Linked DNA regions of Mus musculus: regions 1, 2 and 4 are each linked to region 3. Evidence: chromatin loops called from intact Hi-C (ENCODE). Cell type or tissue: heart. All regions are shown on one strand. Region 1 holds the start of Gm22887 (a small nuclear RNA gene). Region 2 overlaps Reln (reelin). Region 3 overlaps Lhfpl3 (lipoma HMGIC fusion partner-like 3). Region 4 overlaps Lhfpl3 (lipoma HMGIC fusion partner-like 3).

Region 1 (8,000 bases), 690 kb after region 3:
GTCCTATATGAACTCATACAATCATGAAGCTTTAATCACCCATGAAACTAATGTGACTTTTTGGGACAAGTTTGAAGAAATTTGAGTATTATCATTAAATTTTTAAATGTATGATACTGTGGCTGGTTATATTTTTTTTAAAAGACCTATGGCCTCATTAGTCAGTCTTAATAGTCATTAATGTGACCAAACTCATCACCATTTTGCTCTTATATATTGTGATGTTATCCATAAGTGTTTACCACGTAGGTCTGTGTTTTAGGAAAATGTTACAACACAAGCATTATAACACTGAACAAAACTCAGTCTTTGAGTTTTCCAGCAGTTTAAACATTACATTGTATGTGTAGCTGTAAAGTTTTATCAGGAAAATTTCTGCGATGAATTTTAGAATATATTTCTGTCTTCCTTGGGCAATAAAGACTTGCAGGGTTTTAGGTGGGGTTTTTTGTTTTGTTTTGTGTTGTTTTTAAAGTGGGGAATGAAGTCAGAACTTTATACTGTGTGTTGGGTAGAGCAATTAGAGAACAGCCTTTAAACACAGCAGTGGCATGTTTTCTCTTTGACTATTTAGATTAAATTATGCTATTAGTAATCTAGGTTTTTTACCTTAATCTGTTTAAAATATTTTTACAAACAATAGCCGTTTGGAAGTAAATTCAAATTTACTCTTAAAAAGTTACAACTTTTCTTTGTAGCATGGAAAAATTTAAAAAGTCTTACAATGTGTTGTACTTTATGAAGTAGATTATGAACTGGTTTTCAAATAGCTGTCTCTCTCTAAAGGTTCTGGATAAAGCTGAGTATCTAAGAGACATGGAAGCAAATCTTTTGCCTGGGCTCCTTAGGCTGCAAGAATTGGTGAGTAGTGAGTGAGAGTGACTTTCCCTTGGCATAGACCAGGTCTGTCCCTACCCAGTATGTTATAGTCTCGGGTTTCTCTATCATGATCACAGTTCGGTTACCCATAGTAATATTAATTTATGACTTGATAGACTTATTAAATTATTTTAGCTTTTCATTTTCAATTATAAAGTAATTCTTATCTGTTAAAGAATTTTAAGCGTTCACTCATTAGTGAGAGAGGGCTAGACATTGGATTCTACAATAATTCTTAAATATCTTTTCATTTACATCTACCATGTCATGCTGTGCTTTTTCTGATCATCTGGATTTCTGTCCACTAGCCATACAGTGTCACCATGCAACTCTCCACTTTACTGTGTGTTATCATCGAATAGTTTTAAAGCAGCTGTAATTGCCATGTAATGCAGAAAGAGCAGGAAGATTTAATAAGCACGTGCATCAGATTAGAGAGTAGTTATCATAGGGGAAAAGCACAAACATTTGAATAATTTGATAAAATTGATGAGAGAATTCAGTCTTTACCAGTGTTCATGTAGGAATGTTAGATTCATAATAGTTATGCTTATTTCCTGTTGAAATTTTATTCACCAACAGCAGAGAGCTAGCTAAGCAGACAAGTACTGTTTGCTCTTTTTACTTAAGAGTAATTTAAATTTTGTGGTTGCTTTAAATGTTTAGTTTGGTTTTATTATCAGTGGTTTGAACATAGTGTTTTGAACATACTTCCTAGCTGTATGCTTTTTGTATTAAAGTGTTAAGTATAACATTGTAGTAAGAACCAGGGCAGTCTTCCCCTTTGAAAGTTGCATACAGTATTAAAACAGGAGAAACTGCTTGTTCTAGTTCCTGTTCTGTTGTTGTGATAGAACAGTAACCTTGGGGAGAAAGGGGTTTTAAGCCTTACAGTTCCACAAGACATCCTGTCCCTCATGGGGTGGGAGAGCACGGCAGCAGGAGTGTGAGGCCAGCCTGGCAGTTGGGAAGCCAAGTTGTTCCATCCCTATACAGGAAGGAAGGGGAGAGAGAAAGAAAGAAATGGAAAGTGGGGCCTTAAGGCTTAACCAGTGGCATATTTCCTTACTGCCTTCTGTAAGGCCCTGCCCCTAAAGGCTCCGCACCTTCCCAACTGAAGGCCAGTTGTTCATATACATGAGCCTATTAGAGATAATTCTGATTCAAATGATTGCAATGCTGAAAGTTTGAGGGACTCCCAGGTGCCACTGAAATCATTGTCTCCCAAGAGACAGTGGTTTTCTCGTGGTTCACAGTTGTGTTCTCTCGAGGTTCACCTATAGTAAAGAATTGGGGAGGAAGAAGGTTCACCTATATAGTAGAGAGTTGGGGAGGAGGGTAGGGTGGGGAGCACTCTAGGGGGTAGGTGTGAGGTCAGTACTGTATTGAGGTACCTGCCTGTGCTTGGTCCTCCTTTCATTTTGTTAGTTTTTGTGGCTGTGTGGGGTTTTAAATGGCTGCTCTCATTGTCTCTCATTCTTGTCATAGTCTTTCCTGTTGTTTTCTCCTTATACCTAGTAATCGTGTTCAGGTGACCTTGGCAGTATTAGGCCTTTTACTTGTGTCTTAGTTTTAACTATAGAAACTATTTGGAAAAAAATTTAAGGTTAACTTAGTAAACACTTCCTGTTTTTTACATTAAGTATCTAAGTCAAAGGAAATTTAAGTTGTAATAAAACCCATTGTATACTGGAAGATTTTTAAGATGAACAGTTGGAAATATTACCAGTTTAAAATCATTGATCTTTGTTCTTGTCAACTTCTATACGTGTTTAACTAATTTTATAAAATGCCTTTTACCTAGCAAGAAGGCTCAGTGTTAGGAGTTCTTGCCCCCAAGCCTGGTGACCCAAGTTCTTTGCCTGAAACCAACATGCTCATGGAGACCCAACTCCACAGGTTGTCCTCTGATCTCCACAGCCATGTGTGATAGTCAAGTGGTGCTATATACGTGAGCACACTAAATAAATACAAATAAATCTGTTGGTTTTCCACGAGCTTTATCATCAAGAATGTGGATAGAGCATACTTTGTAAGTCTAAATAAATTCAGAATTAATTTTTAAAAAAATCAGTGAATTTCTAAAAAGAAAGTGTTTTGAAAGTCCTTTCTTTGGGGGCTGGTGTATAGCTCAGTAGTAGAACCTTGGCATTGTATTTATGAGAAATAGAGTCTTTCCTGAGAGGGTTCTCTGCCGGTGTCCAGGCAGGAAAGCTAATCCTGTGAAGACATGAAAATGAGCCCCAGTGCCTTCACCAACTAGGTCAGACTCTAATGAAGTCCAAAGTCGGGCAGCTCATTCTTAGAATATTTAATACAGAGTACAATTTGGGGAAAGGCTTCCAGGTAATAGTAAGTCCAGTCAGTCTAGTTTCATGTGCACAATAAAGCTTAAGGTGTGACTACATAGAAACTCTTTTGCAAAGTATACGTGACCATGAGGGTGGGTTCTATAGCTTAAAGGCCTAGAATATAGTATTGGTCTCTGACCAATAGCATAGAGTCAGGAGGCCATCAAGTACACATGGCATCTCCCCTAAGGATGGGTAATGGTCTAGGGAGGGAAGAATCTGGGATAAATATTCTGAGGAAATAGGGTGAGGTCTTGCCTCTATAACAAAAGAAACAGAAAGCTTTAATATTTCTTAATAATAACTTATGTGCTCACTTCGGCAGCACACATACTGAGGTTGGAACAATACAGAGAAGATTAGCATGGCCCCTGCACAAGGATGAAGTGCAAATTTGTGAAGCATTCCATATTTTTTCACAGTCATCCACAAGGTCCCTAACGAAGGAGCTAGAGAAAGGACCCAAGGAGTTGAAGGAGTTTACAGTTCCATAGGAGGAACAACAATATGAACTAGCCAGTACCCCCAGAGCTCCCAGGGACTAAACCACCAAAGAGTACACATGGTGGGACTCATGGCTCCAGCTGCATATGCAGCAGAGGATGGCCAAGTTAGACATCAGTGGGAGGAGAGGGCCCTGGGTCTGTGAAGGCTCTATGCCCCAGTGTAGGGGAATGCCAGGGCCAGGAAGCGGGAGTGGGTGGGCTGGTAAGCAGGGGGAGAGGGAAGGTATGGGGGTTTTCGGAGGGGAAACCAGGAAAGGGGATAATATTTTAAATTTAAATAAACTATCTAATAAAAATATAATATGAAGTTATACAATATGGCAGATCTACTTTGATCCAACTCCATGTTTCCTTTTCTCTGAGTTGCTGTAACTGTTTTAATAATGGAAAGTGCTAAATTTTCTTTTTCTGTTGTCAATTGATTGAAAGCCTATGATTTTTAAAAATTCTCATAGAAAGATTTTGTCTTAATTTTTCCAACAGATGTGTTTCTTAATATCTACAAAATAAGTTCTGTATGACTGCTCTAGTGTTCATGAATAACTAAAATGTTGATTAACCTACAGTTTAATGGAAATTCTAAGCAATTATGTATGAAAATTTACAAATGGTTGAGCTCTCTGATTAGGTTTTCTAAATACAGTTTATTAATATGCAAATAATTTGTTACATATATTAAGCTTTGCTGAATTTAGTTGAAGATAAATCCAAAGGGAATTACTGCCCTGGGATTGTTAAATACTAAGTTACTTTTCTTCCTGTTTATTTATAGACTGACAGAAATGTGACTGTTATCTTTCTCAGTGAGATTATTTGGGAAAAATTTCGTCCAAATACTGGATGCTTTGAGCCATTTGTCTTATATTTCCCTGACTATAGCATAGGTAAGTTTCAATTGTTTGAGCAAATAATCCTTGTTAAGATTTTTATTCAAAATGTTAAGCTACAGAATGTTAGATTGAAATATCATCAACTGTTGCTGTCAGTCTCAAATAAAATGCTTCTATTTCTGCATTTTACAACTGTGAAGGGAGCAATTCTCATAGTTACTAAATGAGCAGGTCTTATGTGTTTATTAATAGTATACTTTTAACAGCATATATATATACATATATAATACACATATATGTATATGTGTATATATATATATATACACACACATACATACATACATACATACATGCATAATTAACTGTTTTATTTAGAGGAACTCAAAATAGATAAAGACCATATTTTTAATAGCTTCTCATCCATAAAAATCACACACACACACAAAAGAAAAATGGGAGAAGAATAGTAAAGAGGTTTAGATCAAAGGATACAATATTGTAGAGTCTGGGGTTTTTTTGTTTTTGTTTTTTTTTTTAAGATGTAAACATACATACATACATGCATACACACACACACACACACACACACACACACACACACACACACACTGATGATAACATCCACACAAATAAGAATCACACTAGACTGGTAACATACATTGAGGAGAATTGGGGAGAAATCTTTGTCATATACTTGAATTAAGTCCCATGGTGACTGTTTCTTGATTCTATATATTTATTTGTCATTGCTGTAACTATTACTCTAACAAATACTAGTTCTCTTGTCTATTTTAGGTGGGTATATTTAATCTTAAATTTTATGGTTTAATAATTTTTCTCTTTGGAAGAACATGGTACTTCACGGTCCTTCTATATTGTTTAATAGTCTTGTAGATTATTGAATTTTGAGCTATCACTATACAGAGAAGATCCCTCCAATTTAAAGACTATAACTGTGAAGCATAAGGTGGTGTAGCAGGCTGGGAGGAAACAGCATCCCATGACCTCGGCCTTGTTAACACTGCCCCGCTCGTCTAATGAGCTATAAGCATTCGTTGCTGAGAACAACACATTGTTGCCTGTTTTCACAAGAACAGAAGCCAAGTAACACCTCCTGGTTTAGCTAATTAACTGTTTTTTATTTAGAGGAACTCAAAATAGATAAAGACCTTATTTTTAATAGTTCTCATCCATAAAAATCACACACACACACAAAAGAAAAATGGGAGAAGAATAGGAAAGAGGTTTAGATCAAAGGATACAATATTGTAGAGTCTGGGGTTTTTTTGTTTTTTGTTTTAAGATGTAAAACATGGTTGAAATTTCAGGACAAAATTAACTAGCAATCTTTGTAGTGTTGCAGTGTAGAAATAAGATTAGATTTGGTTTAGTTACTATCAGCATAAGGTAAGGCCTGCCTGCTCTGTAACAATTTGAAATTTTCAGTGACATAATTTCCTACCTCACTCGCTATGTGTTCCACCCATATTCTCTGTTTCCTTCATTATTATATGGCCCTTGGTTCTGCTTACTAGGAGCCTGTAATAATCTTTTGGTTTTAATGAAATATAAATATGAGAAAGAAAATAGCTTTCATCATCTATTCTGTCTAGTGTGTTTTTGTTAGTCTAGATACATAAATGTAGTTTCATCTAAATCAGTGGTTCTCAGCCTTCCTAATGCTATCTATAATACACCTCATGTTGTGACCCCCACCATAAAATTCATTGCTCCTTCATAACTGTAATTTTGTCACTGTTATGAATTGTAAGGTGTCCTGTGTTTTCTGATGGGCTTAGGCTACCCCTGTGAAAGGATTTTCAACCTGCAAAGGGGTCACAACCCACAGGTTGAGAACCACTGATCTAAGCGGACTTAGTCATTATTGCTCCGTACACTTGACCTCATTCACAGCTTTCATTTTCCCTGGGACTGTATTAGTTGTTGTAGGCCATGTGAGCCTGTCCCACTGCAGTTTATTTAAACTAAAAGTCCTTGACTTGACTTTTTTTTTTTTTTTTTTTTAAAGATTTATTTATTTATTATATGTAAGTACACTATGTAGTTGTCTTCAGACACTCCAGAAGAGGGAGTCAGATCTCGTGATCGGATGGTTGTGAGCCACCATGTGGTTGCTGGGATTTGAACTCCTGACCTTCGGAAGAGCAGTCGGGTGCTCTTACCCACTGAGCCATCTCACCAGCCCCTGACTTGACTTTTTTTGGCGTAGTTTTTTTTCTGTCTTTAAATTCATCTTTTGTTTGTTTTTGTTTTGTTTTTCCCTGAAGTTAATCTTGCCCTCCTTTGGAATTTTTCATCATAGAGCCCCTTTCTCTGTACCATTGAACATATAAACATATTTATAATAATAATCTAACCTGTTACTTTTCCATTTTGGTTTTCTTTCTGTTAACTCTCCCTCCCCCTCCCCGAGTATTAAGCTCCATCTAGCTACCTTTTTAAAAAATTAATTATAGATATTGTGATTTGAACATTCTTAGGCTATATTTCATATGTTTTGGGAGAAAGGATCTAGAATAATTTTTATTCCAGGGCTAATTTTCTAAGACCTAGCACCTTTGGAATCTCACTGAGTGCCTCATATTCATCATGGTTTGTGCATTCTGACTAAAAGTAACATGAAGAATTAACCCATGTGAGCTGGGTGTTGTCTAACCTTTAGTTCTCAATAATTGTTTGTTCCCACTTCCTTCTGATCCACAGAAATTGTTCTTACTTGGCCATATGATGTTTCCATCGCTTTAGGATGGCTCTATGTCCTTGAATACACTGCCTGCAAATCCAGCTGTCTTAACTCCACACCATCATTATTCTCCTCAGCTCAGACAGACTACTGAGCTCCTTCAGGCTCACCCGATTGAGCCAGATATAGTGGTGCACTATTCTGATCCCAACACTGTGGAGGCAGACACAGACTAATCTCTGAATTCAAAGCCAGTCTGGTCTATATAGAGAGTTTTAAGACAGCCAAGGCTACACAAAGAGACCCTAGGGTGAAGAAGGAAGGGAGGGAGGGAGAAAGGGAGGGGGGAAGGAGGGAGGAAGGGAAGGAAGGAACGCAAACTGGGTTGATGGTGGGACTCACCTGTTTTATTATTCCAGGGCTAATTTTAGCTTTTTCTGGTACCACAGCCTTTTATTGCTTTTTGTTTGATGTTTGAGTATATTCATTTACAGTTAATTGTTCATTACAGAAAAGTTCTGTCTATGTTAGGGTGGCTTTTTCTGTGATAGGTCATGCCTTAAAAGCAAAATTATAGGACACTCAGGCCAATCAAAATGTTTTTCTCTTCATGTGCTATGTAGTAGTTCAGCTTTTGTTAGGCATGATTTTTTTTTTCATAACTTTGAGTAATCCCAGGCTATTAGATCAGACATGCCTTGGGTGCTTTAGGCCTTAGTTATTGTGTATG
Region 2 (8,000 bases), 1.2 Mb after region 3:
GGCTACAACCTCATGAGGATAGCTCACCTTTGAGGACAGCTGCATCAACAGATTTCAACTATTTCATGTTTCTTTCCTTCCCAAACAATTTATGATTCAGGACAGAACTTACCTTCCTCATATTTTGTCTACTGCTCTTCAGGCAAGACCTGGTACCTAGGGGCCACACCCAGTGCTCTCTCGATCCTTCTCAAGCTCTTCTTATGCCAGCAACTTTGATGACACTAATTTACTTGTGTTCAAACCCAATGTTGAATCACCAGTGTTGAGACCAGAAGCAGGTATCAGTTGCTAGGTACAATGTGAAGATATACAAGCAATTGCCCAGGCGTGAAGCCTCACTCCATTTGATACTCCCAACTCAGATGGTCCCAGTGATTTTTCTTTGTTTTCTCACAAGTAGCAGTGCTGATAGGCATCCCATCTGGTTACTGAGAAGTCTCAGAATGAGAATCGAAGAGCTTTAAAGCGAGATTGGAAGGAATGAGGCAGCCATGAGCAGCAGTGGAGCTGTCTGTACAGGCTCTCCCCTTCCGTTGTCAATGCCAAATAGCCAGAGTCCCTTTATGTGTCCCAACAAAAATCATTGTATTTGATGGCCTCAAAAGACTGACAAATAATTTTTTGGAACAAAGGAGTCCAGAGGGAGCAGTGGGGAACTAAGAGAGCATTATGGCCAGTAAACACGATCAAAATAGAAAATGTCATATTCATACATGAAATTGTCAAATCATAAATGATTTTTTTCAAATGGCCTCTCTAAAGATAAGCATAAAATTAACATAATGGAAGGGTGAAAATTAACTAAAGAATAATCTTGGGTTATTACTAAAAGAGCATGGGATAGGAAAATACACAAAAATCTATGATATATCTAACATCAAAGGAATTCTTAGAAAAATTTGTAAGGCCATTGTAACTATTTCCTCCTGGATGTTAAACTATTCATGCTGAAGAAGAAATCAGGCAGGTTTGAGAAGCAGGCATGACACTCAGAGGCATAATAGTTTGTCTGAGCCCTTCTGCATTCCTTTGTTTGGTGAGATGTGGCTGTAAGAACAGACCTGTTTCTCCCAACAGCAAGACCAGATTCCGATGGATCCAAGAGAGCAGCTCTCAGAAGAATGTGCCCCCGTTTGGCTTAGATGGGGTGTACATATCTGAGCCTTGTCCCAGTTACTGCAGTGGCCATGGAGACTGCATCTCGGGGGTGTGTTTTTGTGACCTGGGGTACACAGGTAAGATCCCTGGTTTATCATTCTCAGTGTTGAAGAATTGTAGAACTTGGGCATTCAGGCACTTGAGCTGCTAGATGCCCTGTGGTCTCGAGCTACCTAAAAAGAAAACCTGCTAAGTCTCACGCCCTAGAGCGAATGTGTTTGTTATTTGAAAGCAATCATACTGACCATTGCGTCAGTCCTAGATCAGGTCAAACATTACAGTAAACACTTTTGTTTTTAATCTCATTTGATTCTAAGAATGAATAACTGTACCACAGCACTGTTGACCCTGTTTACATTTGAGGAAACTGAGGCAGAGAATGGATTTTTGTTTTTAAACAATTCTTGGGTCACGTAGCTCAGCATTGCTAGAAATGGACCCTGCCTCTGCTCATACAATCATGCAGTCTCAGAAACCCAAACCAAGGTCTTAACGGCATGTGTGCAGGGTCTCCCTGAGCTCTTGAGAATGAATATATACTTGAAATATGCTTTTCTCCATTTAAAATTAAACTGCAACATAAAATTCTAAGCCTAAAACTATCAAAAATAAAGAGCTTTATATAAGAGAAGTTGTTTTTGCAACATTCACCTTTGGGTGTTACCATAGCAAAAGTTTCAAGAGAGCCGAGATTAAAGCATAAAATTGGAGAAAATATCTTAAGCTACAAAATCTTTTTCTAAAGTTTTTCTGGCAGCAGCATCAAAAGGCTCCTTCTCAGCTTGTCAGTACTTGGGCCTTCATCTGGCAAGCAACCAAAGACAGACTGGCTCGCTCTTGCAAGCCTCTGTGTGTAACAGAGTTTCAAGGACAGCATTTTAAAATTCTGTATTGCCCTTCCTTACAAGACTCTTATAGAAAGACAGTGAATGGGCGGCTTCAATGTGGGCAAGATCTCTGCTCCCACAAACCCTCTAGGTAGGAACAACCGTGGACGTCCATCATTACCAGCATCAGGCTTCATTTGATGGTAAATAAGTTACAAAGGCTGGAAGATGGCTCAGAGCTCATGCTGCCCTTGCAGGGAGCTGAGTATAGTTCCTAGCGCCCACGTCAGTGGCTTACAACCCTATGTGTGTCCAGCTCGTGGGGGTTCTGATACCTCCAGCTTCCACAGGCTCCTATATTCATTTGTACAGATGTACATACATGCAGAGAAACACACATACATATGGTTTGTAAAAATTAAAAGTCCTTTTTAAAAGTTAGAAATTGAAAGAAAAAAAATGGCGAATCTCGTTGATTTGTTTGTTTTGTTGCTTTGTGACGGCGTCTCATGCAGCCCAAGCCGACTTTGACCTTAGAAGGTGTCCAAGGATAGCCTTGAACTTCAGATCTCCTTTTGTCTGTCTCTCAAGTGCTGGGATTTCTGGTATACACCACACTCCTGACACCAATGTTTATGTTAGTAATAGTGGCTGTCTTTAGGCAGACGGTTGCATAATAAAGGCTCTTCCTTGCCCACACGTCAAGTATATCTTGAATACTTAGTGATTCCAAGGAAACTTGTACATGTATGCTTCTCTCCCCTGCAGCTGCACAAGGAACCTGTGTGTCAAACACCCCTAACCACAGTGAGATGTTCGACAGGTTTGAGGGGAAGCTAAGCCCACTGTGGTACAAAATCACCGGGGGTCAGGTTGGCACGGGCTGTGGCACCCTCAATGACGGCAGGTCCCTCTACTTTAATGGCCTTGGGAAAAGGGAAGCCAGGACAGTCCCACTGGACACCAGGAATATCAGGCAAGTTGTCGTCGATTCGAGCATTTCTTTTGAATATAGTGGACTATTGTTATGGGATATCTTGTGTAGTATTTCTACCTGTGGATTACAGTATGTAAAATATGAAGCTTAACGTAAGCTGCATGATAAAATAGATGGGCAATGTGAACAGATGACACTAGAGTTTGATATTAGCATACACTTGTTGCCCAGGCCTCTATGTCTAATATATATAATTTTTCACCTTAGTTTTCAAAAGCTCTGCATTATCTTATGAGTTCTGTAAACTCATATATTCTTAATGTAAACTGATGGGGCAAATGTATTTCCAACTTGGGATTTGATGTCTGAAACGATTCCTCCATGAACTTGGGCAAGCCATTTGTGGTCATTTACTGAAAAGTGGCCTCCATAAACATGAGATGCTTACCCTGCCACCTACTGGTAGAACCGAGAACTGTTTGGCTCTAAGGTCAAGTGACATAGTAGTAGCACACCTAAAAGGAAACTGCTTTTTTACATCAATTAAATTACGTGGAAATTAGAAGGAAAGAAACGAGGAAAAATGAATAAATTTTAGGCAAAGTCTTTACTAAACCTGCAGTGTTGCCTTTCATATTTTCCTGTCTTGTCTGTCCACGTCCCCTCAGCATCCTGTCTTCAAAGCTCTGCCTGCCCAGCAGGATCACGGCTGAGGCACAGTTTACACTGGGTGCCAGCTCCCTGGAAGTCAGTGTCAGATGGGCTGGCTGCCCTTCAAGGGGCTTCAGCTTCTCAGCTTCATTGTTCCCCTCACCTTGAGTTTCCAAGGTTACATTATCTGGACATTTTGTAATTGATCATGAAATTACATCAGCTATCACGATAAAATAGGGTTCACCTGTTTTCTTTAGATCTTTATACAGAATGAGGTTGTTGTTCACATCACTTAACATGTTAAATGTTTGCCAGCATGACTTACTATTATCTTTATTATATCTGGCGTTAAAAGTGGTACTTGAGAATGACAGGAATTTTTATTTTTATTTTGTTTGTAACTAAACTGAAGTTTGTGTGTTTGTTTGGTTCTCGCAGACTTGTTCAGTTTTATATACAAATTGGAAGTAAAACATCAGGGATTACGTGCATCAAACCACGGGCTAGAAATGAGGGTAAGCTGAAGTGTGTCTTAAATTTTTGTAACTTAGTTTTTGCGGTTTATATGTTGACGAGGTGCCTATGCATGTGTGTCTGTGTGCCATGTGTGTACTGGTGCTTGTGGAAGCCAGCTCCCTTAGAACTGAAGTTACAGATGGTTGTGATCCACCATGTGGTTGCTGGGTATTGAACCCAGATCCTCTGGAAGAGCAGCCAGTGCTCTTAACTGCTGGGCCATCTCTCCAGCCCCAGGCTACTGTCTTTCTATAGAAGTTATAGCAACTTTAGCTAATTAGCCTTTGTTTTCCTCCCAAAGTCTGATGTGGATTTTACAAACTGCTACTTCCATTTCCTTAGATCATACCTGCCCTCCGTTCTGTGTTCTGCTTCAATAGAAAAAGTGGCTGTGCAGACCCCCACTCCAATAGCTTCTCGAGTTTCCTAAGCCTGAAATCCATGACTGCCCTGGGTCCAGACAGAAACAAATGACAATTGTTTTAGTGAGTTCTACTTCTCTATAGCTCCCAAAGAGAGGGGGAAACAGTAGGAGAGATTTTTGTATTCAGTGTGAAGACTGAACTTGTTTGTACAGAAAATTTTTGAATTTTATATTAAACTATGCTTCTGCTCTTGGACATTCTGGAGGGGACAGAATCCTTGTTCTTTTCTGAGTACCTATTTGCCATAGATACTACTGTCCTGGAACTGTTTATGAGGAGTGGAGAGGGAGGCAGAGTGGCCCAGGAACTTACACATGCATAGAGATAGAAAGTAGACAAACCAGGATTTGAACCACCAACTCCAGGATGTATGCCCTTGGCATCATATGACTGATCCTCCCTTTTCCTGACCTAAACTCTACTCTTACTCAGTCCTTTTGGTTCCCACTTTTCTCTTAAAGAAATCCAACAGCAGCCTTGAAATATAAGTGGCTCCAGCATTCATGTGGGTATGCTAGGAGTCCTTCAGGAGCCCTGTATATGGCTGGTTCTAAGCACAGAATCTAGACTTCTCCGATGGTTCTGGCACCGAGCTATATCATCTTAAAACAGCATTGGCTTTTAAATCATCAGTAACAAACTTAGATGTAAACAAACATCTAAGTTTGTTACTGTGTCAGGCTGTGGCTATATATGATGCCCTGGACCAAACAGAACCCGCTAGTCAGCAGACTGTGGAGAGCCCTGCTTAACACTAATCTTCTCTGTGCCATCCCTGTCTGAAGGTTTCAATGATTTCCTGTGACTGTCTTAATGTTTTTACTCTAATTATGCAAATCATGCTTTTGCTGAGGAAGCAGTCTAGAAACTTTAATAGGCCATGTTGTATTCCTTCATGTCCTTTACAGATGTGTATGCAGTCTGGTTTTTTTTATTAGATATTTTCTTTATATACATTTCAAATGCTATCCCGAAAGTTCCCTATATCCTCCCTCCACCCTGTTCCCCTACCCACCCACTCCTGCTTCTTGGCCCTGGCGTTCCCCTGTACTGGGGCATATAAAGTTTGCAATACCAAGGGGCCTCTCTTCCCAGTGATGGCCGACTAGGCCATCTTTTTATGCAGTCTGTTTTAAGTCTGATATGTTGTGGGTACTGCAGATAAAATATCACCACAATGTTACCACCTATGCAACAGTCACAATGAGCTAGGTTATGCTGCAGTAACAAATAACCCTTTAAAACAAAATAAAAATACAATGTTTTCTTTATTGTGCTACATTTTCTTCATGGATTATCTGATGTGCTCATTCCAAAATGCTGAGTATCTGCTGAGTGCTGTCAGCCATGTAACAGAGAGAAAGAACCCCAGGTGTAGGCTGAGAAACAGACCACAAAAATGGCCACCCAACAGCCAGGTCTAGTTAAAACAAAAAATCCCTCGGGGAGTAAACTATGACAAAAAGTAATGAAGAAGATGCGAGATTTGGAGAGAACTACAGAAGCGAACTGTTGAAATGGAAAGCAAGGCACATAGGGACCGTGACTTTGATAGTGCAGTCTGGCTGCCATCGAAGCAAGCAAATGACAGCTGATAAGTTTAATCCAACGGAAGTTGAGTGTTGCAAAAATTCCATATTTGTACCCCTGTTTGTATATAAGATTTAAAAAGGCTTTGTGAGTAACATATACTTATCATTGGCATAAAACATAGTCTGTACTTGCTACAGATGCCCTTTGCACTGTGGGGCTAGTTCTCCTTAGGCTCCCTTTAGGAACAAGCAGTTTGTTCTCAGCTAGCCCTGAGCCATTTCCTTAGACTTGGTGTTATCCATAATTCACATCCCATAGGCATTTCTCACCCTCTCCCTGAAGCCTGGCTGTTAGCATGTAAATCTGGCTAAATCCTTGAGCAAATCTCTCCCAGGGATGAAAGTGAAGACTCTTTACTTACTCAAGCTGAAGCATCAATTTACATATTTGGAATTAAAGTCAAAATTAGGCTGTCTTCAATAAGAGTAGGCAGAATGCAGATGGAGTCATAGTTTAAAAAGAGAAATAAATGCCTTACATGCTTTAAACATTCAGTAGAAGTGCTAAAATGACTTGGCTTATTCAAATGTACAATGTGTTAGATGACACAGTTAATGAGGCTTAGCAACTGGCATAGACTGTGGATATTGCTGCTCTCCTCCTGACGTTCCTCCACTCACGTGCTGGTCTGGGAGGCCCTCCCTCATCCCAGTTCAGGATTAAAGTTTCATCTCTGTAGACCTCATTGCTGCATGCATTTCTCCTGAGAAAGCTATTGAGGGGGTAAGGCAAAAGCAAGCTGCAAATGGAAGACACGCCTCCTGAGCATGCCTCTCATGTTCTGATGACCGCCTCAGATCTTTCAGAATCTGCATTTGCTAACATGCAAATTCTGATTTAGGGGGATTGGGATGGTATACTGCATAACAAGTTTTCATAAATCAAGTGCCTGAAAGTAACAAATGTGTGTTGCCTTCTCCAGCAAGGCAGGAGAAGACACTGCTCAGCTGATGGGCTCTAGGTCAGGGTCTCTCATGAGGGCTTCAGTCAAGGCAATGGACACATGGGACAGATGTTGGGGAACTCTGCTGAGGGATGGGTGATCTGTTTGAAGAGCAGGCCAGAGGCTTTGTCCAGATCTCTCCATCCTTCCAGACCTGCCCACAGACTGTTAGAACATCTTACACATGTGTCTACTTCCTCATAGCCACAGAGCCAGAAGGAGGAAGACCCAAAGCCTTTCCTTTTTCCTTTTTGTACTGCTAAAAGGGCTCACACATTGTTTAGTGAGCCCTGAACTACTGAGCTCCACTCCAGGCTAAATGCGATGCCTTTTTGTTGTTCTTGTGGGTTGTTTGTTTTTCGAGACAACATTTCTCTGTGTAGCCCCAGCTGTCCTGGAACTCACTCTGTAGACCAGGCTGGCCTCGAACTCAGAAATCCGCCTGCCTCTGCCCCCCGAGTGCTGAGATTAAAGGCATGTGCCACCACTGCCCGGCTCAGTGTGATGCTTTTAATGGCCAAATTTCAAAAGCCACATGGCTCCTACCATATTCTGTTCATTAGAAGTAAGTTACTTAAACCCCTCTGAACTCAGAGGAGAAAGATTTAGTCTCCACTTTTTTTTTTAAAGATGTATTTATTTATGTACAAGAAGGCTCTATGTGTATGTATGCCTGTATGACAGAAGAGGGCATCAGAGCCCCCTTATAAATGGTTGTGGTCCACCATGTGGGTGCTGGGAATTGAACTCAGGACCTCTAGAAGAGTGGCCATTGCTCTTAACTGCTGAGCCATCTCTCCAGCCCTGAGTTCCTAAGGAGAGAAGCATCAATGAAGTTGTGAACATACTAAAACTACTGCAGATAGAGCACCTTTTCAGATGGTGCAGATGATCTGTATTTCCATGATGTTTCATTTGGAAAACTTCAGTCCCCCTTCTACAGT
Region 3 (8,000 bases):
GCAGTGGCTTATGCTTTAAGATCAACTATTGGCAAATGGGATCTCATAAAATTGAAAAGTTTCTGTAAGGCAAAAGATACTGACAATAGGACAAAACAGCACCTACAAATTGGGAAAAAAAAACTTTGCCGACTTTACATCCAATAGAAGGCTAATAATATCTGATATATACCAAGAGTTCAAGAACTTAAATTCCTGAGAACTAAATAACCCCATTAAAACATAGGGTACAGAGCTAAATAGAGAATTCTCAATCAAGGAATCTCGAATGGCTAAGAAGCACCTAAAGAAATGTTCAACATCTTAGTCATCAGAGAAATGCAAATCAAAACAACCTTGAGATTCTACCTCACATCAGCCAGAATGGCTAAGATCAAACCTTAGGTGACAGCAGATGTGGAGAAAGAGGAATACTACTACATTGCTGGTGGGATTGCAAGATGGTACAACCATTCTGGAAATCAGTCTGGTGGTTCCTCAGAAAATTGGAAATAGTTCTACTTGACGACCCAGCTATACCACTTCTGGGCATATACCCAAAGATGCTCCAACATATAACAAGGACAAATGTTCCACTATGTTTATAGCAGCCTTATTTGTAATAAGCAGAAGTTGGAAACAACCCAGATATCCCTCAACTGAGGATACAGAAAATGTGGTACATTTACACAATGGAGTACTACGCAGATATTAAAAACAATTACTTCATGGAATTTGCAGGCAAATGGATGGAACTAGATAATATCATCCTGAGTGAGGTGTCACAAAAGAACACACATGGTATGTACTCACTGATAAATGGATATTAGCTCAAAAGCTTGAATGGAATACCCACAATAAAACTCACAGACCATATGAAGCTCAAGAAGAAGAAGACGACCAAAGTGTGGATTCTTCACTCCTATTTAGAAGAGGGAACAAAATACTTACAGGAAGTAGAGGGAGGGAGGAATCTTGGAGGGTAAGAGGAGAGAGAAGATAAAAGGGGGGGGCAGGATCAGGTGTGGGAGGAGGGGGTGAGGGTCAAAGGGTCAGGAAATTGAATGGAGATGTGTAGCAGTGGGGGGTGGGGAACCAGGGGTAGACACTAGAAAGTACAAGATGCCAGGGAAACAAAAGTCTCCCAGGACCAAACAGGAATGACATTAGCCAAATATTCAACACAGGGGAGATAGAACCTGTAGAGAACATATCCAGTGGATAGGCACAGTCCCTGGTTGAGGGATAGGGCCACCCACTTATCTAAAAAAATTTAACCCAGAATTGTTCCCGTCTAAAGAAAATACAGATTCTGAGTGGAGCAGAGACTGAAGGAAAAGCCATCCAGAGACTGCCCCACCTAGGGATCCATCCCATCTGCAGTCACCAAACCCAGACACTATGGCTGATGCCAAGAAGTGTTTACTGACAGGAGCCTGGTAGAGTGGTCCCCCCCCCCCCCGGCCCCCGTCCCAGGCTCTGCCAGAGCCTGACCAATACAGAGGTGGATACTCATAGTCAAACATCAAACTGAACATGGGAACCCCAAGGGAAGAGTTAGGGGAAGGACTGAAGGGGCTGAAGGGGATTGCCACCCCATAGGAAGAACACCAATATCAACCAACCAGACCCTCCCAGAGCTCCCAGGGACTAAACCACTAACCAAAGAGGACACATGGAGGGACCCATGGCTCCAGCTGCAGATGTAGCAGAGGATGGCCTTGTCTGGCATCAATGGGAGGAGAGGCCCTTGGTCTGTGGAGGCCTGATACATAGGGGGATGCTAGGGTGGTGAGGTGGGAGTGGGTGGGTGGATGGATGGGGGGCGAGCACCCTCATAGATGCGGGGGGATGGTGGGTGGGATGAACGCAGTGATCTCAGCACTCAGTAAGAGGTGGATGAGGGGAGGTTTCCAGCTGGGTGTGTGAGAGCGCTCATTTCCCAGGACTATAGGGAGGGACCTTGATGGAAGGGAAAAAAGCCAGAGAAAGTCACAGAAGCAAGGAAAGGGGGAGGGGGGGAGGGAAGTGGGGAAAGCAGACAAGGGAAACAGGGAGAGAGGGAAGCAGACAAGGGAAATAGGGAGAGAGGGAAGGAAGTGGACACAGGAGAGAAGAAGAGAGATCAGAGGTGGTGGTGGGCGAGCTTTTCATTGCTGCTCAGCTGAGGAGTAGAGGCTGGCCTCTCCTCCCCATTCTGGGATTAAAGGTGTGTACCTCCATACTGGGATTGTCATGTGCTGGGGATGGAACCCAGGGCTTCATGCATGCTAGCCAAGCACTCTAACAACTGAGGCACATCGCAGCCCAGAACTTCAAAGTCTAAAAACTATTTTTTTTCCCCAGTGGTGTTACAATGACTCTACTTTTGGGCCCTTCTGGAAAGTGCCTGTAGATGTGGGAGAAGAAGCAGCAAAGGCAGCCACACGTGGGTGTCTGTGTTCTGGGTTATGCAGGACAATTGAAAGAAAGAGCTACTGCAGGATGGATTTAGCCTTCTCAGCAACAGGGAGCAGCCGCCTCTGAAGGACTGAACATTGATAGCTTCCTAGGAGCTCCTTCAGCAAGTCAATTTCCACACAGCAAAACTCCTTATCTGATCTGAGAGTTGTCTTGACAGACACATATGCAGTTCTTCCCGGTAAGCTAGACTTCCTGGTTTGCCAAGCGTGTTTCTGGACTAAGTAATGCAAAGGCTCTGAGAATCCTTCAAAAGGATTAACCCTGCAAAGTCTCAGCTAACAATCACTGATAAAAGGCCACTTCAAAGCTGAGGTGCCATCCCTCCAGGTTCCTGCCAGATGCAAGGGTTCTGCTACAACTCTGCTACACATGGGGCCAGACCTCCAGCCTATGACGTTTCTCAGTATCTCTCAGGAGAGACAGACTCTCTGGGAGCTGGGATCTGTCTGGAAATCCCAGGCTTGCTTGCCCAGCAGTGCACATCTTTTAAAAAATGATATATCATTATTATTAAAATTTTACCTCAGAGACACATGTCACTGTGATTTCCCCTACAGGGGTTGCAAGGGTTAATTTTTCAAAGGGAAAACCTGGATACTTAACAGATTCTTTCAGGCCTGGTAAGAAGTTAAAATAATGTTCATTTCCAACTTCAGAGAGAAGGCTAACCACTGAGGAGAAAGCTCCTTTTCTCCAGAGTAAAGTTTGCTAAATGGAAGCTTGTGGGTTTCCTTCTTGTCCGAAACTTACAATTTTCCCGCTGCTCTCTGCTGAGCTGCTATGTGTCTGTAGGGGTGGAGCCAGAAACCACTTTTGAAATAAATAGAGAGTTGCAATCTTCTGCCTTGGACATTTGCAAATCATTGCGTGGCAGTGGATCTCAAAATCAGAGGCCTCAACTGTCAGTAGGCCAGCATTTGGGACCTACTGCTAGAGTGTTTAATTCCTAGATCCGAAGCTCAATAATTTACATTTCAGACAAGCTTCCAGATGAGAGTGTCACTCTTCTGGAGGCTGCATTTGGAAAACAATTAAAACAATTAAGTTTTCTGTCAGTCAGGGACAACCTACTTACTCTTCCCGGGAAGTCCCCAGGACCAGCGCCTGTCAGTGTGGAAGGGCAAGAGTGGGCCCTGTATTGGCGCCCAGGCACCAGGCGACCTCAGGACTCTCTAGCATGCTGACACCCACGTTCTATGGGCTGCCTCTTTTGAATCTTGAAGGCTCAGTTTGTTTTCAGGCCTCCCCTAAAAAGACGGAAAAAAAAAAAAAAAAAGAACTGGACGAATCTAGAGCCTTCCATAGGTTCTGGAATTTTTCTGGAGTAACTGTAAATGCGAAATTGGGCAGATTTCCCTGTGGCATGGATTAACTTTAGAGGATCCATTTCTGAAACGAGGCTGCATAGTCACATGGTGAAAACTCACCAAGCCCTTTCATCTGGCTGACATTTCAGTGGTCTCAGCCCTCAGCCGCAGTGCCCCCTTTCTTCCATCTAGGAAGAATTTCAGGCTGAGCCAGTGGTTCTCACAGGAGCTCATCTTTCCTCCTTCCCCCCACCCCCCATTCCTTTTTTTTTTTTTTTTTTTTAACCCACCTTTCCTCACCTGCAGTTCTCAGTTTCTCCACTTGAGGTCTCACTAGGACAGCGATTTTCTTAGTCCTCGGCTGTTTAGGACGGATTTGGAACAAGCCTTGGGGGTGGCTGGGCAGGGGCGGTGGGTGTGGGGGTGAGGGATGGGTGTGTGGTGGGGGAGAAGCCATCTCTGCCTAACTCATAGCTGGCTTGATTGATTTGTTCAGGGAGCTCTCTGGTTAAAGAAGGATTAAGCAAGGAGTCGTCCTCAGTGGGACGAATGGCCTTGCAAGGCTTCCTGAAGGGGCCATTTTCCTTTTTCGGACAGTGTCACAGCTGTCCTATGTGGAGAACTAGTAACGCTAGGACATTGATTGTGGCTAAGAAAAGACTGGTAGATCATTTCTCCAAGTTCTAGTCGCTATCCTCTCCACGTAACAGGGTGTGTCTGTCAGTCTTCAGGGACAGGGCAGCTTTAAAAGTCACTGCACACTTCCCTGACGGATGGATCGCTCCTCTGCCTCTGCTTGGCTAAAACTGTGGAGCTGAAATCCATCATGGCAATGCTTTCCTGGCTCACAGTTTTTTGTTTTGCTGTATTTACCCAGTGGCCTCTGAACCTAAGATGTACACACCAAATTAACTCTGTGACAGTCCATGTCTGGTCTGCTCCTCCCAGTCCCAGTCACTGTGCGACTCATGGAAGGTTCCTGCAGACTATTTTGGAAAAAAAAATTACATTTAAAGCTCAACATGGGGGCTGCAGAGATGCTCAGTGGTCAAGAGCACTGCCTACTTTTCTAATTCCCAGCAACCACATGGCAGCTCACAACTGTCTGTGACTCTAGCTCCAGGGGATCTGACACCCTCCCACAGACAGGTAGTCAAAACACCAAATGCACATAACATAAAAATAAATAAATTAAATAAAAAACTCAAATGGGCCAGAATGCTAAATTCAGTTATGATTCTTTGTCCTCTACAAAAGTTTGCCCAAAGGTGCCGTGCATTTGCTATGGAAAAAGACAGCCCATGAGAAGGACCATGCATATTTAGCCAACATCTGGATTTCATAATTGTGTGCACATGAAGGCAGAATTGAGGTGGATACTGACATGTGTGTTTCTATGATTGCCTGTTTGGCTTTTAGATTATTTTCTGTTGCAGGGTTTCTGGTCTCTTTAAGAACACACTATAGGGGAACTGGAGAGATGTCTCATCGATCATAGAGATGTCTCACTGCTCCTCCAGAGGTCCTGAGTTCAGTTCCCAGCAACCACAGGGTGCCTCACAACCATCTGCAGTGGGATCTGATGCCCTCCTCTGGTGTGTCTGAAGATGTGTGTACTTACATACATAAATCAAATAAATAAATAAATCTTAAAAAAACATCCTGGAAAAGAGAGACGGTGGCGTTCACCTGCCGGGTTCCAGCGCTCAGCTAATGAGCAGCCTCCTGGGAAACGGACGCCAGCCTATCTGGGCATTTCCTGAAATGTTTCCGTACTGCATGAAGAAATCAGATGCTTCGACTTGAAACGTGCGTGTCTATGTGAGTTTGAAGGACCAGGTAAAGCAGGTTTTTTACTTGTACTTTTCCTTCTTGGGCCTTGCTGTTCTTTCGTTAGTAACTGAACACTAGTTTGTTTCCTCCCCGCCCCCTGGCAGTCCTGACTTTTTTGCACAGCCTGACTTTCCGATAACTTCCTGTGGAAAATGCAGGTGGAGGCGGACTCTCAACAAGCCCAATGAGCAAGTTAATGTTAATTAAGCAATTAATGAGCAAACTTGGCCCAAGGACTTCTTGCAGTCAGCTGGTCCCTACATCAATCCATGGTGTAGGGAGCCATATTACCTTTCTCCAGCTTACGGCAAAGCTGGAGTCCTTTCTGGGGATGCAGACTCACTCACTTTAATTTCTACCAAGTTGTGCTGGAACTCTGTATATGAAGTCTGTCCCAAGAGAAGGGAGCTCTGATGCCCACCACTCTCGATAGGATGCTTTGGGGAAAGATGGGGATGGGAGTTTAACCTGTTTCCTCTTGAGGCTACTGTCTCTCGTAAGGTCTCAGTCATCGTCTATAAATTAAGGGGTTTGAAACAAAAGATCCATCACTAATAACTTTTGGCTTTCTGCATGTCTAAATGGTGGTCTGGGGGTCTCAACACTGCATATTTTGAGTCCCAAACACTGGGCAGTGTTTCGTCAGCTGTTATGAGAACATCTTCATTTTAAAATTTTTATTATTCAGAAGATACAACTCAACAACTTCAAGACACACTAACACTTCAGCGAAATTGAGGACATGAGGAAGTTTCAAGCTTCAGACTGTAGTACGGTGTGTGCACACATGTGGGTGTGAAGACATGTGGGTGTGCACACATGTGGGTGTGAAGACATGTGGGTGTGCACACATGTGGGTGTGAAGACATGTGGGTGTGCACACATGTGGGTGCGCAGGTGTGTGGTGGGGAACAGACGATAAGACAGGATTAAACTTTATTTTATTTGGTCCTGGAAATTGAGCTTGGGCTTACTCATGCCAGGCAAGCACTTTATCACAGGACTGTATCTCCAACTCCCAAACTGTATTTTAAATGTCCCAGATATACTCTTGTCAGGCCCAAATATCTCCTCCCATCAAATTTCTTATTCTGGAAATTCAATTTGCCCTATATTAAATAGCCTCAGAGTGAAAATATGATTTGTATAGAATCAAGCCACACCAAAAGGAATAGCATGAGTGTGTGTGTGTGCATGCCTGCTTCAGCTCATATCTAGCTTAAAGCCCGTTGTTCTTTCTCTTTCATACGGTTTTATCCTCCACATATGTATGTTTGTCCATCATATATGTATGTACAGAGAGGAGAAAGTAAATAAACAAAAAAATCTCTCATCCCTGTCCATAGCTCCTGTAACCTGGTGTGATCAAGACCTATGGAGAATGACAGGACAGGAGTCCATTTAAGAGCCCCAGCCCCAGAGAACACCGAACGTGTCTGGTACTGGGTGAAGGTCATAGCCTGAGTAGAACAGCCTTTGTAGTTCTCCACCTTGGAGTAGTCAGTTGCAGTTTAGCGTCAGCAAGTGCCTAGAATTCTGAAAGCTGACAACCCCCCAGCTTATTGCCTGAAAATAATAACTCATTGCGTTCTCCAGAACTCCCAGGTCGCTGAGAAGATACCAGGCAGACAGTTGTGTGTTCTCTGGTTCTTACCCTGTGCCGGATTTTGTGTGTAGGTAAAGCACAGGTATTAAGTCAGGAACAAAGACATAGAATCTATGACTTAAAAAGACAGTTCATGCGGCCCAAGTGCCAAGCGCTGGAAGCGGGAACCAGAGAACAGCAGAGCAAACATGCGGGAGTGGACGGCCCGAAGCACACAAAATAGAGCTGTACCCACAAGCAGTCATGCTCACACTTACATGGTGAGGTCTCATACTACCTTAGTTTGCTTTAAGCATTTCCATCATCTGAGAGTGTGGGAGGGAAAAACAGAATAGTTAAAGGTAAAGTAAATCGCCAAACAGCTCAGCCCTACTGCCTCAGAGACGAAAGGCAGAATTCCATTCACGCTGTGCAGGGACACCCGTTTGAGAGCTTTGTAGCCAGCGAAGGCTCAGTTCCGAGAACCAGGCTGGCTGGGCTCATTCCTTGACCCTGCAACTTGCTAGCTGTTTGACCCTGGATGGACAATTATCTTGTCTTTTTGTACCTTTGTTTTCTTATCTGTTAATGGGTCTCACAGTAGCACTTACCTCATGAGCACATGGTGAGGATGCTACTGAGCAGCACAGAGAAAGCACTCAGGACAGTCCTAGTCAGTACCCAACATTCTCCAAGTGTTCAAAACAATGACATCAATGTTAGTGGTGTGTTTGTCTTCCCTAAGGAACACAGCTGAGACTAGAGGAAAAAGAAATCACTGAAATCCAAAGACTTGGAGAATTTTAGTTGTTCTGTAAGAAAACTAACTCAGG
Region 4 (8,000 bases), 260 kb after region 3:
GCACCTCTCACAGGAGCATCTGCTCCAGGGGAAGGTCAGAGAGTCCTTCTTAACACTCATCTCTCAGCACTCATTTCTCAACTCTTTTCAGCTTAAAATATTCAGTGTGTCAAGGAGCAACACACCTTAAATCTCATCAAATGCTGTTCCAGGACAAGAACTTGGCTTAAAGCAGAAGCACATGATGTAACTGATGGCCTTACATGATCACATATGTATCGTCATGTCTCCCTGATAGGGCTCTTCAGTCCTTTGCAGGCGAGAGGACATTGTTTTCCTGGCTTGACAGCGCTTTCTTCACTATTCTAAATCTCTCAGGAGGACACAGTCATGTGGAAATTTTTCCTCACCTTACACTCACATAAATTGCCCATTACTGGTCACAATCTATTCAGGGTAGAGAGTCGATTTTCACTACTAAAAAATTATCATTCAGAAATGTACTAAGAAAAATTTCTGGCACAGTCAAAGTGGTATAAAAACCCTTAATTTAAATTTTTTATAGTTTGTCTTTCAACAGGAGCTTAATAACACAGCAGGCAACATTAGCTTCTAGGGCAGGGGGACTAGATAATTCAATTTGCAATTACCGGACAGAGGGAAATCCATTGAATAGGTTAAAACATTTGAGAACCTTGATGGAAAACAAATTACATGTGGTCTTAGAGTAAAACACAATGGCCCTAAGTCTCTGTGCACAGCAGAAGGAGGCTTCCTTTCCTCTCATAGCAAGATAACTCTGAGTAGAAGCTAGAGCTTTCAATGTCAAAAGGAGGTTAAGAAAAAAACGACTTTGCGTGACTTCAGGAAAAGTGGTAGGAAGTGATTAGCACAAGGTGACTGAGCTATGAGACAAGATGCAGAGTATGTGGGGTGTGAAGGCAGCCCGCAGCCAAGGAGATGGTCAGGCAGGCCACCACAGTGGATAGGGTCAGGCATGTGTGCACATGGACAGACAGCCTACCGCAGAGGAGAGGGTCAGGGAGGAGATGCAATCTGGGATATAAGAGTGGGAATTCCAGTATGACTTCATAATTCTTCATATTTCCATATTAGGGAAGCTGAAACTGAGGTACATGGAACTCCAAAGATTCTATCAGTGGTATGTTGGAAATAAAAATAATTTCTGGGTTCTGTGGGTATTTTGTCAGCTGAAACAAACTCAGAAAAATTTAATTTGTATAAGCAGTTCTTTCACTAAGTGCAAAGAAACCTTGAACTGTTACATTTATTTTCATTGCTATTTCTGGGCTGCGGGAGCTACTAATTGCTCCTGGAGAATATTAGTCAGGTGCTCATGACTCGTGGCTCTGAACTCTTTAAATCCCGGCATGAAGGAGGTTTCCAAAGCAGGAATCTGATCGTAACTCTGCCCCCACCTTCCTTTGCCACCCTAGTCTGACTTAGGCAAACGTAACCTCCTATGACAGAGATCACCACAAGCTGCTATGATGAGGGAGTCATTTTCCTTAACTGCATCCCTGTGACTGTGCCAGGGTGCAAGCTAGGTGCTCAGAAACTTTTGTTGAATGACAGAAGCCACAATCTTATTAAACAAATTAGACAAGTTGCTGCCATTGCTCTTGGTTGTCAACCATAATTCAGACCCTATTGCTGAACACAGCACACATTTTGGTTGTAGGATACAGAGAAATAAATTTTGAATATTGGTCCCTGCCAACTCGCTTTTATAGTGCTGGAAGGTTCTATACAAGCTATTGGTGGGAGTCCATCAGTACTGTCAATTCAACAATACGATCAATACAACCAACTCAACACTGGACCCTGTGTGTCATAGTACTCACTTGTCATGCGTGATGTGTCCACTGGTACATCAGTGGTAGAACTGTTTATGGTAGCAATCAGCTGCTCTCTTGATTAGAATAGAGGCTTACTCCACAGCAGGGAATCCATGCTGCACACTGGAAACATGGCCAGAAACTGTGGCTAGGGAATTAAGGCCCAATGGGAGAACCTATTGATATTGCTTTTTAAAATGGTCATGATGTCAAATTGCCTTTTAAATATTTATGTTTACACCCATAGATTTGTGCTGATCTCAATCTTGGTCAGATAAACTTCTAATTGCAGGAGGTAGTGGTTAACACAGAGACACATTGTTGGTCAAAGTTCTGAGAACAAGCCGCTGTGAGTGCTTGGCTGTAGATGGGACTTGATATGCACTTCCTGCCTGCTGGGCTCAGGAAACATCATGAAAGATGGGGCAGAAAGGATGGAAGAGCTGATGGGTGGGGAAGAATACTGTAAAATGTGTCCTCTGACACAGCACAGATGTAGCACACAGTTAAGCTGTAGTTAGCAACATAAGACCTGCACAAGATCAAGTCAGTTACATTTTTCAGAGTGCATAGGGGGAGGGGCTGCCAAGGCTGTACCGTTAGCTGAGGGACAGTTGATGGCAGCTTGGGAGGGATAGAAATCTCTTTAGGAGTGTAGCTCTGGAAGGTTCTCCATGACTCACTGGATGACCCAATGCCCATACAAATATGGAAAGGACTGATTGGAATCAGTCATAAATACATAAATAAATAAATAAATAAATAAATAAATAAATAAATAAATAAATAAATGTTAAAGGAGGACTTGAGTTTATACGATGTCCTGGGTGGGTGGGGGGGGAGTAAGGTGAGATATGATTAAAATACATTTATGTATGTATGGAAATTTCAAAAAGAGTAAGTAAAATAAATGTTTCAAGGAGAAGTTGGCAAACTTAAGGGAATATAACCTACATTTATGGGCTTTCCAGACCAAGTGCTCCAAAAGTGACCTCTTTCTCCAGGACAGAACTTCTGGATTTTTATTTTCAGAGATTTTTAGTAGTGAAGAACCTTGAACTGAGTCAGCATAGCAATACATATACATATACATCATATATGTGTATATATACATACATACATCACACACACACACACACACACACACACACACACACACACATATAATTCCAGCTTAGAGAGACATGCCCTATAGGGAAACCTGTTCTTGATCCTGGCTGAGGACCATACTACAGAACCAATAGGATAGTGTATATATATATTTAAAATAACCTCAAGAAAAAGGAATGTTCAAGCCATGAGTTCTTGCTTCTTCCATGATGCGATCTGATGCAGTACATTGAAAGTATCTTCCTCTTTCATCTCTGATTAGTTCCTCCCTCCAGGAGGGAAGCCCTGTGTGTTGCCTAAGTCAACAGCTGCCCAGAGACAGACATTGGAGTCTTTCTTCATGGTTAGAGCTCGAGTATTCTTTGACATCAGTTAAAATAGAATTGGTACTAGAACAAAAAAGGCTTAAGCTCTTCTTGTTCCATCACAGGGAGTTAAAAATCACAGACCAAATTTAGGCCCAGAAATGAGGGACTTGGGAGAAAATGAGAAAGGAGGTGGGGTCAGAGAATAAGGGGTGAAGAGGGAGAAAATGAGAAAGGAGGTGGGGTCAGAGAATAAGGGGTAGAAGAGGCTGGCCTGTTAGACTGTGGGGCCCTTGCTGACACCTTGTCACTGGTAACTGAGAGTAGGTCTTTGAAAACAACATAAAAATAAGTCTAACTTTCTGTCAGTTTCAACCAAATTCGCCTTCCTACTGTCTGCACCCCAGCTGCTCAGCTACTCCACCTCCTGGGCAGAGCTGGAAGCCGGCATAACCAGCATGACTACTCTGGCCTTTCAGTTACTAATCTTGTGAGATCACAAGTGACCAGAAGTTTGCAGAGAAGTTCCTCCCCGTCAGTGCCTTCCCCACTATCTCCAGTCATTTTCGTTATTCTTCTGCCTCACTTGGAGTCTCTGACTCACTCGACGTGGAGGGACACTGGATCCAATCCCATGCAACTTACTGTTTCCTGTCCTCCAACGGTCTTTTCAAGTGTTCCTATATCTAATTAATCTTCACATAACTATTTTAGATTCAGGGGCTTTTGGGGATCATGTTCAGTTCTTTGTACCCCTTGTCACGTTGCCCAACATCTAGAGCTGTGTTTTCTCTGCCCATCCTCACTGCCTCTCTGTCTTAAACCATCACTCTCTTTTGACCCATTTCCCTCTAGTTTTCTTCTAGCTATCATTCTTCATCTTTTACCTTTATACCAAATTCATATCCACCTCTGCGTCCATCTAGACATGCAGATTCTGCCCGCTGCTTTTTGGGTTGTACTTGTTCTCTGACCAAGCCTACAAACAATGCCTTGACATTGCCTGACACGATTTAATGGATCCTCTTCTGTTCTTCCAAACATTGAACCTCCCCATAGGACTTGCATGGTAAGCAACTGGTAATGATGCTTCCATTCCCCAACTGCCTCCCTGCCTTTCTTACTGAACAGTCTCCTGGCGCTTCGCCATATACCTCTGGTTGTCCTGGAACCCACTGTTTAGCCCAGGCTAGCCACAGCTTGCAATGATGTTCTTAAATCTGCCTCCAGTGTGCTGGGATGAAAACTTACCCCACCTTGGTAAACCTTCCTTTTCCATTGCTTTTCCTCCTTCCCTTCCTGCTTCCCTCCCTTCCTCCTCCCACTCTTTGGATTTTATTTTATTTGTTCTTCAAATGTGGGCAGTTCCCAGGCCTTTGGTCTTACTCTAAGTCTTTGGAATCATTCTGGCAATCTTACTCAAGTATTATCAAGCATTACTTAACTTGTCTGCACTTCTAATTGAGGCCAAACTTCTGTGTTTGAGTGTCCCCTGCTTTCAGACCCAGCAAACTCATTATCCTTCTTGTAAAGCTCCTTTAATGCCCGGCACATCAATCTTCACACTAGATGCATGAGATGTCTAGTGAAAATTTGGCTCCTGCCTCTTTCTCATATACTACAAGGCCAGTTAATCACAAAGGTTTCCTTGATTTTTATGTACTTCTCAATTATCTTTCTCCCTAGTCCAGTTCAGACTTGTATAACATTTTTAGTTATTATTTGTAGGTGGTATCCACAGCCTCCTCACTTATCTTCTAACTTACAGCTTTGCAAACTACAACACACTCTCCATTCTTTAGAGAACATGCTTTGCATAGACCACAGTCTGACATACCCCCCCCCCATCCTCTAACTCCCCAGGGATGACCTCCCACTCCTCCTAACATTGTCTCCTTCCAAACATGGAACCATTTGAAATTTTACATATGCTCTTGCCTAGTCCTTGCATCCAGGCCTTTGGATATTTTTTTCCATAACTTGTTTCCTGCCTAGTTATTTCTTAATTTTTTAATGATTGACTTCTCTTAGGAAATTTTTCTTGAGATTTAGTCATGTTCCCTCCCATTTCTCTTAACATCCCCAAACAAGAATTGCGCTTTTCCTGGTGCATAGTATCTTTGTTATCTGTTTAATACAGGCATCACAGTTTCCTGCTTAATAATTATCTTCCTTTTCATATTATTTTATAATATGAATAATATATATGCATATAGACCATGCTATACTGCTTGGTCTGTGAGCTCTGGGAGTCCACCTGTCTGTCCCCTTCCTGCTTAGTGCTGGAGTTACAGAGGCATGCTGCCAAGCCTGGCTCTCACAAGGGTGCTGGCAATGTAAACCCAGATCCTCAGGCTTCCGTAGAAAACACTTTATTGATCTGAGCTCCACCCCCCCCATCCTCTCTAACCCTCCCTCTCTTTCGAATTATATGAATATGTGTGTCTGAATGTGAGTTTGTGCATACACGTGCAGTGCCTATGGGAGCCAGGAAAGAGTGTCAGATACCCTGGAGCTGGAGTAAAAATTGTGAACTGCCCTCTGTGGGTGCTGGAAACCAAACTTGGGTCCTCTGCAAAAATAATACATGTTCTTAACTGTTGAACTGGACTCTCTCAAGTCCACTATATGTCTCTTTCTCTAAGGAAAGAATAGAATATCTGTAGAATTGCAGTGCCTGGTTTATATTTGGTTTTCAATAAAAATCTACCCAGCATATAAATCAAAGGAAGATCGGCTGCATTGCTTGCCATGCAGGAAAGATGAGACTATCTGGGTTCTTCGGATTTTGAAGTATTTTATGATAATGAGATTCATTGGAAAAACCCGAGGAAGGTAAAAACAGAACCTCTGGGGAAAGATTCTTTGTGGACAAGGAGCCCATGTGGGACTGGCAGGAAGTTTAATACATTTGGAAAGATCTCAGGGAGCCATGGCAGACAGGACATGGCTTTAGAGATTTTGGAACTAATCCTTTTCTTTTAAAAACCCAAGGCCAAGATGTAAATATATAAGAATGCTAATTGAAGGCACAAAGTCTGTGAAATAGCGTCCGCTGTGGCAAAACAACACCGCCACCAATAGAATAAAGAATAAATAGGAAAACCTGTACTCACTATGTACTCAGGTGGGCAAGTCTATCCTTTATTAATCACCTCCAGTGGCTGGGAGGGGTGATAAGGATGTAGAATCACCTATATCCACCATTAATTCTCTCTCCAAACCATTTAAAATGAACTGAGTGAATACAAACATGTTTGCAACCGCAACTATAAGACAAATTCCTTAATTGCTCTTCCCAAAGGATTGCTCCCTTCAGTGCCTTCTACACAGATGTCCTGAATACAGGAACACAGGCCTTTCAGGAAATCAGCAGGGGGTATGGTGGAGGCTCAATTCAGTAACACTACGCTTGAGAGGCAAGTTTGTGGCCAGTTTGGTCTACGTAGTGAGAATGATCTCAGAGCTTTATAGTCAGACCTTGTCTCAAACAAACAAACAAACAAACAAACAAACAAACCACTATTTGGCAAAGGGGAGAAGAGAGGAAACTTTCCTCTCCCTCCTTGAAGAATGCAGAAAGGAACCCACTCTGCAGCCTGCCTGTGTCGATTCCCTTCAAGCTCTTTCTTAGGCCTTGTCAGTGGAAAGTGCTCACTCACTTTTCACACATTAAAAACAAGCTTATTTGTTAATAATGTATAAAACTTGCACATTACACTTGCAGTAAAATTTTTGGTTGGAATAATTTAGCTAGTCATATTCAATTCTGTCATTACATCTTTTAAATAAGCTTCAAATTTCCCTTTGACATTCATTCTTTCTGGAGTAACTAGACTTTGTGCAAACACTCAAAGAGAATCCGTGAGAGCCAGGGAGAGGGAGAAGTGGACCACGGAATGAGCAATATTTGAAAGCTTGGAATCTTGATATCTAGTCTTGGTTCACTGGGTAATCAGGGTAGATGCAGTCGCTCTGAGCTCAGCTTTCTGATTTACTAGTCTGAGAGAAGTGGCTCTCTTTAAGGTTCCCTCAAATTTTCAAATGTAAAGAATTGTTAACTTGCAAAGTATTTCCGACCTCTATTTACTTATTTATATGGATCCTAGGATTGAATGGAGAACTTGTGTCTGTGAGACAAGTACTCTGTTGCTGAACTGCAGCCCTAGAGCTCTTCCTCTATTTCAGTTTGGAGACCGGCTCTTGCTAGGTTGCCCAGGCAGCCCTGCAGTTTGTAGTCCTATTGCTCTACCTTCCCCAGTGGTTGAGGTTACAGGTGCACAGTGGCAGGACCAACATTAACATCTTACTGTAAAGAGAAGTCTCCTGTTATAGGTGCTGCATTTCCACTCCGAGAGAAATACATGGCTGATTTATTAATGCAGCAGGCATTTGTGAGATTATTTATACACCAAAATAGTGACTATTTTCTTGTGAAATTCTCAAAGGTTATTTTATGATCACAACCCCAGTACCATTTCTCACCCCTCCTTTGTGTGTGGAGTGTGCTGCTTTCTGGTAGGCTTCCCACCGTCCCTTTCCTTTAACCCCAGGTCTGCCTTTCTTGCTTTAAAAAACGTGTAAAACATGTGACAAAACCTTAAGAATGTTGCAAGACATGGAGGGAAAAAAAAACACTTTATCCCTTAAGTAAAATAAAATTTATGATGTCAAAAAGATGTATTATCATATACTATTTCAGAGTATTTAGGTGTGTGCCCACTTGTCAGGGAAAAGAAAGGATTTTGACACACTGTGTGCTCGTCGCTCTCAAGTTCTTCCAAGA

What was found. A loop is a pair of places that touch in the nucleus more often than their neighbours do. Peaks named below come from ENCODE experiments on the same cell type or tissue, not always from the same donor. Only the 100,000 strongest peaks of a DNase experiment are listed, where the experiment ranks them.
Region 1: it touches region 3 in a loop (2.6-fold over the local background); 2 of 42 quality-filtered maps call a loop at or near these places.
Region 2: a loop joins it to region 3, with 4 times the contacts of the local background. A loop is called at or near these places in 2 of 42 quality-filtered maps.
Region 4: a loop joins it to region 3, with 11 times the contacts of the local background. A loop is called at or near these places in 7 of 42 quality-filtered maps.

Annotation. Positions count from the first base shown.
Region 1 is chr5:22,530,383-22,538,382 of GRCm38, reverse strand. Orc5 (origin recognition complex, subunit 5) reads left to right here. Exons shown (of 14, transcript NM_011959.3): 4 at 787-861; 5 at 4,509-4,620. Gm22887 (a small nuclear RNA gene) reads left to right here and starts at 3,540; the gene lies at 3,540-3,646. In heart, no CTCF peak of the experiment used is centred here; no DNase peak of the experiment used is centred here.
Region 2 is chr5:21,981,891-21,989,890 of GRCm38, reverse strand. Reln (reelin) reads left to right here. Exons shown (of 65, transcript NM_011261.2): 29 at 1,081-1,238; 30 at 2,757-2,964; 31 at 4,018-4,094. Among named protein-coding and RNA genes, the nearest start is that of Slc26a5, 120 kb to the right of the region's middle. In heart, a CTCF peak has its summit at 3,400 (motif pointing left); no DNase peak of the experiment used is centred here.
Region 3 is chr5:23,221,358-23,229,357 of GRCm38, reverse strand. The region is part of intron 2 of Lhfpl3 (lipoma HMGIC fusion partner-like 3); the gene reads right to left. Among named protein-coding and RNA genes, the nearest start is that of Gm17434, 89 kb to the left of the region's middle. In heart, CTCF peaks have their summits at 3,850 and 4,072; no DNase peak of the experiment used is centred here; H3K4me3 peaks cover 570 bases; H3K27ac peaks cover 480 bases.
Region 4 is chr5:22,959,139-22,967,138 of GRCm38, reverse strand. The region is part of intron 1 of Lhfpl3 (lipoma HMGIC fusion partner-like 3); the gene reads right to left. Among named protein-coding and RNA genes, the nearest start is that of A930003O13Rik, 220 kb to the right of the region's middle. In heart, a CTCF peak has its summit at 3,637; no DNase peak of the experiment used is centred here.